2 separate regions of the Homo sapiens genome follow, and region 1 is linked to region 2. A link is an interaction called in ENCODE POLR2A ChIA-PET data of the cell type or tissue named here. Cell type or tissue: Caco-2. All regions are shown on one strand. Links, peaks and the distances in the headings refer to the core of each region. The heading gives the core; the rest is flanking DNA. Region 1 has its middle 8.8 kb from the start of CUL5. Region 2 overlaps SLC35F2 (solute carrier family 35 member F2).

Region 1 (2,920 bases), core at 191-2,690, 170 kb after region 2:
TAGGTATTAATGTCGATGTGGGCCAGGAGCAGTGGCTCATGCCTATAATCCCAGCAGTTTAGGAGTCCGAGGTAGGTGGATCACTTGAGGTCGGGAGTTCGAGACCAGCCAGGCCAACATGGTGGAACGCTGTCTCTACTAAAAATACAAAAATTAGTTTGGCGTGGTGGCGCACGCCTGTAATCCCAGCTACTAGGGAGGCTGAGGCAGGAGAATTACTTGAACCCTGGAGGCAGAGGTTGCGGTTAGCCAAGATTGCACTGCTGCATTCCAGCCTGGGCAACAGACCAAGACTCTATCTCAAAAAAAAAAAAAAAAAAAAAAGTTGATGTGACCTCATTGCCTAGACTTGTGAAGTCTTGCAGTATTTTGATTTTATAAGTAATAAGTAGTTTACTAAGCAAAAGTATAGCACAATGCATCCTTTATACTATAACTATTAGATAGCTTTGGCACAGCAAAAATACTCTGACAATTTACTTCAGATATGAATCAATTAAGAAATTGAATTTCATGTAAAAAGTAAATCTGTAAATTACATTACTAAAATCTTATTTTCAAATGGTTCATTTTTATCTTGTTAATTGTCTGAACTGAGCATATTTAAAAATAAGTTATGCCAGGCCCGGTGGCTCACGCCTGTAATCCCAGCCCTTTAGGAGTCTGAGGCAGGCAGATCACGAGGTCAGGAGTTCGAGACCAGCCTGACCAACATGGTGAAACCCCATTAGCTGGGCGTGGTGGTGTGCCTGTAATCCCAGTTACTCAGGAGGCTGAGGCAGGAGAATCGCTTGAACCCAGGAGGCAGAGGTTGCAGTGAGCCGAGATTGCGCCATTGCAATCCAGCCTGGGTGACAGAGTGAGACTCCATCTCAAAATAAATAAATAAATAAATAAATAACATAAAAATAAAGTTAGATAAGGCTTTTAAGTAATAGTAGCATAAATAAAAAGTATTATTATAAAATTTAAAAATAAAATTCTAGTTAGATGAAGTCTCCCAAATGATAGCATTAATAAAAAGTGTCATAATTCTCCAACGGCTGCTCATTTTTGTTTCTTCTACTTAGTGCCACTTAGACAAGATAAATTGTTTGTCTTTTCTGGTATTTAAAAAGTGAACAGTTATGGATAATGAAACAAGTATCAGAAGTGTTGGTATATGTGTGTTGTGTACGTGTGTTTCTTTGAGGGTCTGTCTGAAATTCTCCTTAAGCCAAGTCAACCTGATCTCAGGTAGCTCTTGCCAGTGTAGTTAACTGATATTCCACTGGGGGTAGCTGTTGAAATAGAGTTTTGAACACCACCCATCCCAGCTGCTGCAAACCCAACCGTGGCCACTGAGGGGGCACCAAAGTGGGAGGTTAAGGAGCCTGGAGTTGAAAACCTCAGACTTGCATTCTTTCCAAGGAGAGTTTCCAGCGGCTGGAAAATCTATTTACTGACAGAGGAAAGGAGAGGGGTGAGCTTGACTTAGTCACTGGAGCAAACAGGTCTAGAGGATAAGAAAACACATCCAGTAAAAACATCAGAAAACCTAGAACCATCTCAGGTTAACCACCTGCCCCATGTGAAGAGTCAGGGTACATTGTGGGAGCGAGTCCACAGTTGTAGACAGGGGCACAGAGGAACCAGGGTCGGAGGCAGCCACAGGAAAGGTGAAGTGAAGGTTCAGAAGTGAAGGGTCCACCTCACAGGACAAGAGAAGCATGCCCTGAGCATTTTGGTCGCTGTTTTCTTTGATTTTATTCTCTGAAACCATCCTTCAGGCAGGAAAAGCCTTGGATCACAATTTGGAAGACCTGCATCTAGTCCCAGTTACATCCATCAACAACACTAGCTAATACAGTGGAAGATAAACCGGCCCTAAGCAAATCCACAGGGTGCAAGTTGGTCAGCCCATCGGGTTGGTTAAAATATCCATTTGTGGCTGACTGTGGTGACTCCTGCCTATAATCCCAGCACTTTGGGATGCTGAGGTGGGCAGACCACCTGAGGTCAGGGGTTTGAACCAGCCTGGCCAACGTGGCGAAACCCCATCTATGCTAAAAATATAAAATTAGCTGGGCATGGTGGCACGCACCTGTAATCCCAGGTACTTGGGAGGCTGAGGCTGGAGAATCGCTTGAACCCAGGAGTGGGAGGTTGCGGTGAGCCGAGATCGCGCCATTGCACTCCAGCCTGGGCAACAAGAGCAAAACTCTGACTCAAAAAAAAAAAAAATCCATTTTTTCCGAAAACCATATACCTAAGCACTGTTTTTTTCAAGAATTGATAACTCTGGTGGTGCATAAGGATGTGGTTTTGCAATATTTAAAATTTTTAGACACTTTTGTTATTTTTCAGTATTTGGGGTTGTTATATAAATAGAATAGTATAAGCCCCATATTATTTTATTTTTATTTTTATTTTGAGACAGGTTCTCGCTATGTCACCCAGGCTGGAGTGCAGTGGCACAATCTCGGCTTACTGCATCCTCGACCTAATGGGCTTAAGTGATCCTCCCACCTCAGCCTCCTCAGTAGCTGAGACTACAGCATGCACCACCACGCCTGGCTAATTTTTGTGTTTTCTGTGGAGATGGGGTTTCACCATGTTGCCCAGGCTGGTCTTGAATTCCTGAACTCAAGTGATCCTCCCTTCTTGGCCTTCTAATGTGTTGGAATTACAGGCATGAGCCACCATGACCAGCCAAGCCCCATATTATTTAATTCATCCTTGAATTAAATAATATATCATTATTTATAGAAAATATTTATAGCAAATATAATTGAGGCATAAGCTTTAGGCACTGGTTAACGATTGGTTAACAAACGAAGACTCTTGAAAGGGTAAGTGACTATACAAGAGTTAGAGAAGAATAGCTCCAAATTAGTCATTAAAATTTGTTCCCCAGAATTCTCAGTACCCCAGATAAACC
Region 2 (2,920 bases), core at 119-2,618:
GAGGTGAAATGGGTTGCCTAACTGATGCTGTTCAAAAGTATCAGAATCAGGAGCAAAATACAAACCTACTGGCACTAAGTAGAGTGCTTTTGCTAACCATGTTCCCTCCTACATGACTCTTGTTAAAATTGTTACACCCAGGCGAGTTAGAGAAAACGCCACACTCTGAGACGAATTAAGAGTCTTTTATTTAAGCCAGCAGCCAAAGAGATGGCTAACGCTCAAAATTCTCTCGGCCCCAAGGAAGGGGCTTGATTAACTTTTATACCTTGGTTTAGGAAGGGGAGGGGAAGTTAAATGCAATAATTCTACAGAAGTAAAAACATGCAAGAATCAAAGAAACAAATGGTTACAGAGAGATAAACAATTTAAAAAGACAAATGGTTACAAAAAAGCAACGGAACCAGGTGTGGGGCTCTAAATCTTTCATTAGAGTTAGATATAGATGCTATGCCGGACACGGACTCAAGGCTTTATGTTGTTATCTCTGTGTAAAATCCTGGGAACTTCATACATTGTTTGTTTCAGTACCTTATCAGTTAATTGGGCTCCTTTGAAATGCTGAGGATCTACTTACACAGGTTAACTCCTTGCGGAAGGGGATTGGGTAAGGAGCCCTTAGTGTCTTGTAAATTAAGGGGTCAGTTGGAGTTTGTCCGGCTTTCCCAGCTAGAGAGTCTTATTTACAGGAGAAGCAAGGCTAGGTGATTAAAGAGACAAACAGGGAAAATTTAAAGTAGCGAGTTAGAGTAAAAACAAGGTTAGGCATTACAAAATAAATTCCAAATAGAGGATGCATCCAAACGTTGACGAAAATGAATGAAGCGGCTGGGCGCGGTGGCTCACCCCTGTAATCCCAGCACTTTGGGAGGCTAAGGTGGGTGGATCACTTGAGGTCAGGAGTTCGAGAACAGCCTGGCCAACATGGTGAAACCCCATCTCTACTAAAAATACAAAATTAGCCGGGTGTGGTGGCGCATGTCTGTAAACCCAGCTACTTGGGAGGCTGAGGCAGGAGAATCACTTGAACCCAGGAGGCGGAGGTTGCAGTGAGCCGAGATCGCGCTATTGCACTCCACCCTAGGTGACAAGAGTGAAACTCCATCTCAAAGAAAAATAAAATGAATGAAGCTACAAAAACACAGGCTAGATTTCCACAGCCGTAAAAATACAGGCTAATGCGATTTCTCTCTATAAATGCCCAAACTTTATCTGATCATATATACTCATATCATATATACTCATATCTAAGTATATTTTTCCATACATTTTATAATACATAACATATTGCATGACTACAGATTCAGTTATTATGGAATTATAATTATTATACATTTAAGTTGGAATTCTGTATGCAAAAATATCCTAACACACTTCAATCATATTGTCCACACTACTGAAATATACAAAATATACAACTCCTGTAATACCTGACAACTGTAAACCATCATAATATCATCCCATAGCCAATAAGATAAAAGCTACCAATATCAAGTCCTGTAGAAAATGAGAGAGAGTTACGCAGAAAATCAAACGGGTGCTAGTTAAAGAGGCCAACAATCAATGCCTTAAATCATTAACACGCACACTCACATGCAAAAACAGAAAAGCGTGGAGCAAGAGCAAACAGCCACTTAAGGTATTTGAAGGTAACTACACCTACAGGCTGAACACAGTACACCTGGTAAACTGCAGCCTTGTCTGCGGGAGGTCATCTATCTCAAAACAATCAAATCAGAGGTTATACCTGTGTCTTTTTTCAAGAGAGGACTTTGCAGTAGCACACCACTTCAAGATTTTTACCTAGAGACTGGAATGTGTGCGAATTTCCCTTCCCTGCTTAGTGGAAATAGTCCGAACCTGGAAGGCAGCTTCAATAGCCCACAGTGACTTTTTTTTTTTCCTTTTTTTGAGACAGGGTCAGGTTTCTGTCGCCCAAACTGGAGCGCAGTGGCATAATCAGGGTTCATTGCAGCCTCCTGGGCTCAAGTGATTTTCCCACCTCAGCCCCCAAGTAACTGGGACTACAGGTGTACACCACCATGCCCAGCTAATTTTTTTATTTTTAGTAGAGACAGGGTTTCACCATGTTCCCCACACTGGTCTGGAACTCCTGGACTCAAGCGATCTGCCTGCCTCAGCCTCCCAAACACAATGACTCTTATTACCATCTCCTTAATGGTACCCAATTCAATTCAGCATGTTTTTTTTAGATCCTAACACTGTGTCAAGCTATGGGAGCAGAGAAACGGAGCCCCTGTCCTCATGGAATTCACAATACAGCAGTGAAGAAGAATAGTAAAGCAACAATTCCAAATGTGGTGAGGGTGAACAAAGAGATGTACAAGGTAGGATGAGATCTAACCAAATCTGGGATTCATGGAAAGCCTTATTCATAAGGTCTTGACTTGAAGAATAAAGACAAGTTGTCTGGGTCAAGAGAAGGGCTATAGGAATTGTCATCCCAGCAAAGCGGACAGCATTGTAAATTCTCCAGCATGAATGGAGCCTGAACATGCAGCTCATCCAAAGGAATCAGTATTTTTCTAATCTGTGGTATAACCTAAACAGTCAGTAGCAATTATTGGTTTATTATTTCAAACACTGAGTATGTGTAAAAGATTGTGGGTGAAAGTTGAGTAAAGGTTTCCTTGACATTTTATGAATTATCACTTACATTTTTTCTTTTTCTTTTTTGTTTCCCTGCTGTTCATGAGCTCTAGAAAGCTGTAGAACTATTGCTTACATTTTCACCAACATCTAGGTGTTCTTATTTCTTTGTGCTCTAAAGCTTTTTTTTTGTCTGGTGGGGGGCATCATTTCTGGGTTCTACCACTAAATGTAGGTGGAAGAATACTGGTCCTCCAAAAGTGTCCACACTCTCTCCCTCACCCCTGAACCTGTGAATAGGTTACCTTAC

Evidence for each region. ChIA-PET counts read pairs that join two places held together with the same protein. Peaks named below come from ENCODE experiments on the same cell type or tissue, not always from the same donor. Only the 100,000 strongest peaks of a DNase experiment are listed, where the experiment ranks them.
Region 1: POLR2A ChIA-PET joins it to region 2 with 5 read pairs; 4 of 35 experiments call an interaction of 5 or more read pairs at or near these places.

Annotation. Positions count from the first base shown.
Region 1 is chr11:107,998,665-108,001,584 of GRCh38, forward strand. No RefSeq gene overlaps it. Among named protein-coding and RNA genes, the nearest start is that of CUL5, 8.8 kb to the right of the region's middle. In Caco-2, for the core only: a CTCF peak has its summit at 1,326; a DNase peak (open chromatin) is centred at 1,327.
Region 2 is chr11:107,833,543-107,836,462 of GRCh38, forward strand. The region is part of intron 1 of SLC35F2 (solute carrier family 35 member F2); the gene reads right to left. Among named protein-coding and RNA genes, the nearest start is that of SLC35F2, 24 kb to the right of the region's middle. RefSeq lists an enhancer at 1-312. In Caco-2, for the core only: no CTCF peak of the experiment used is centred there; DNase peaks (open chromatin) are centred at 597 and 1,679.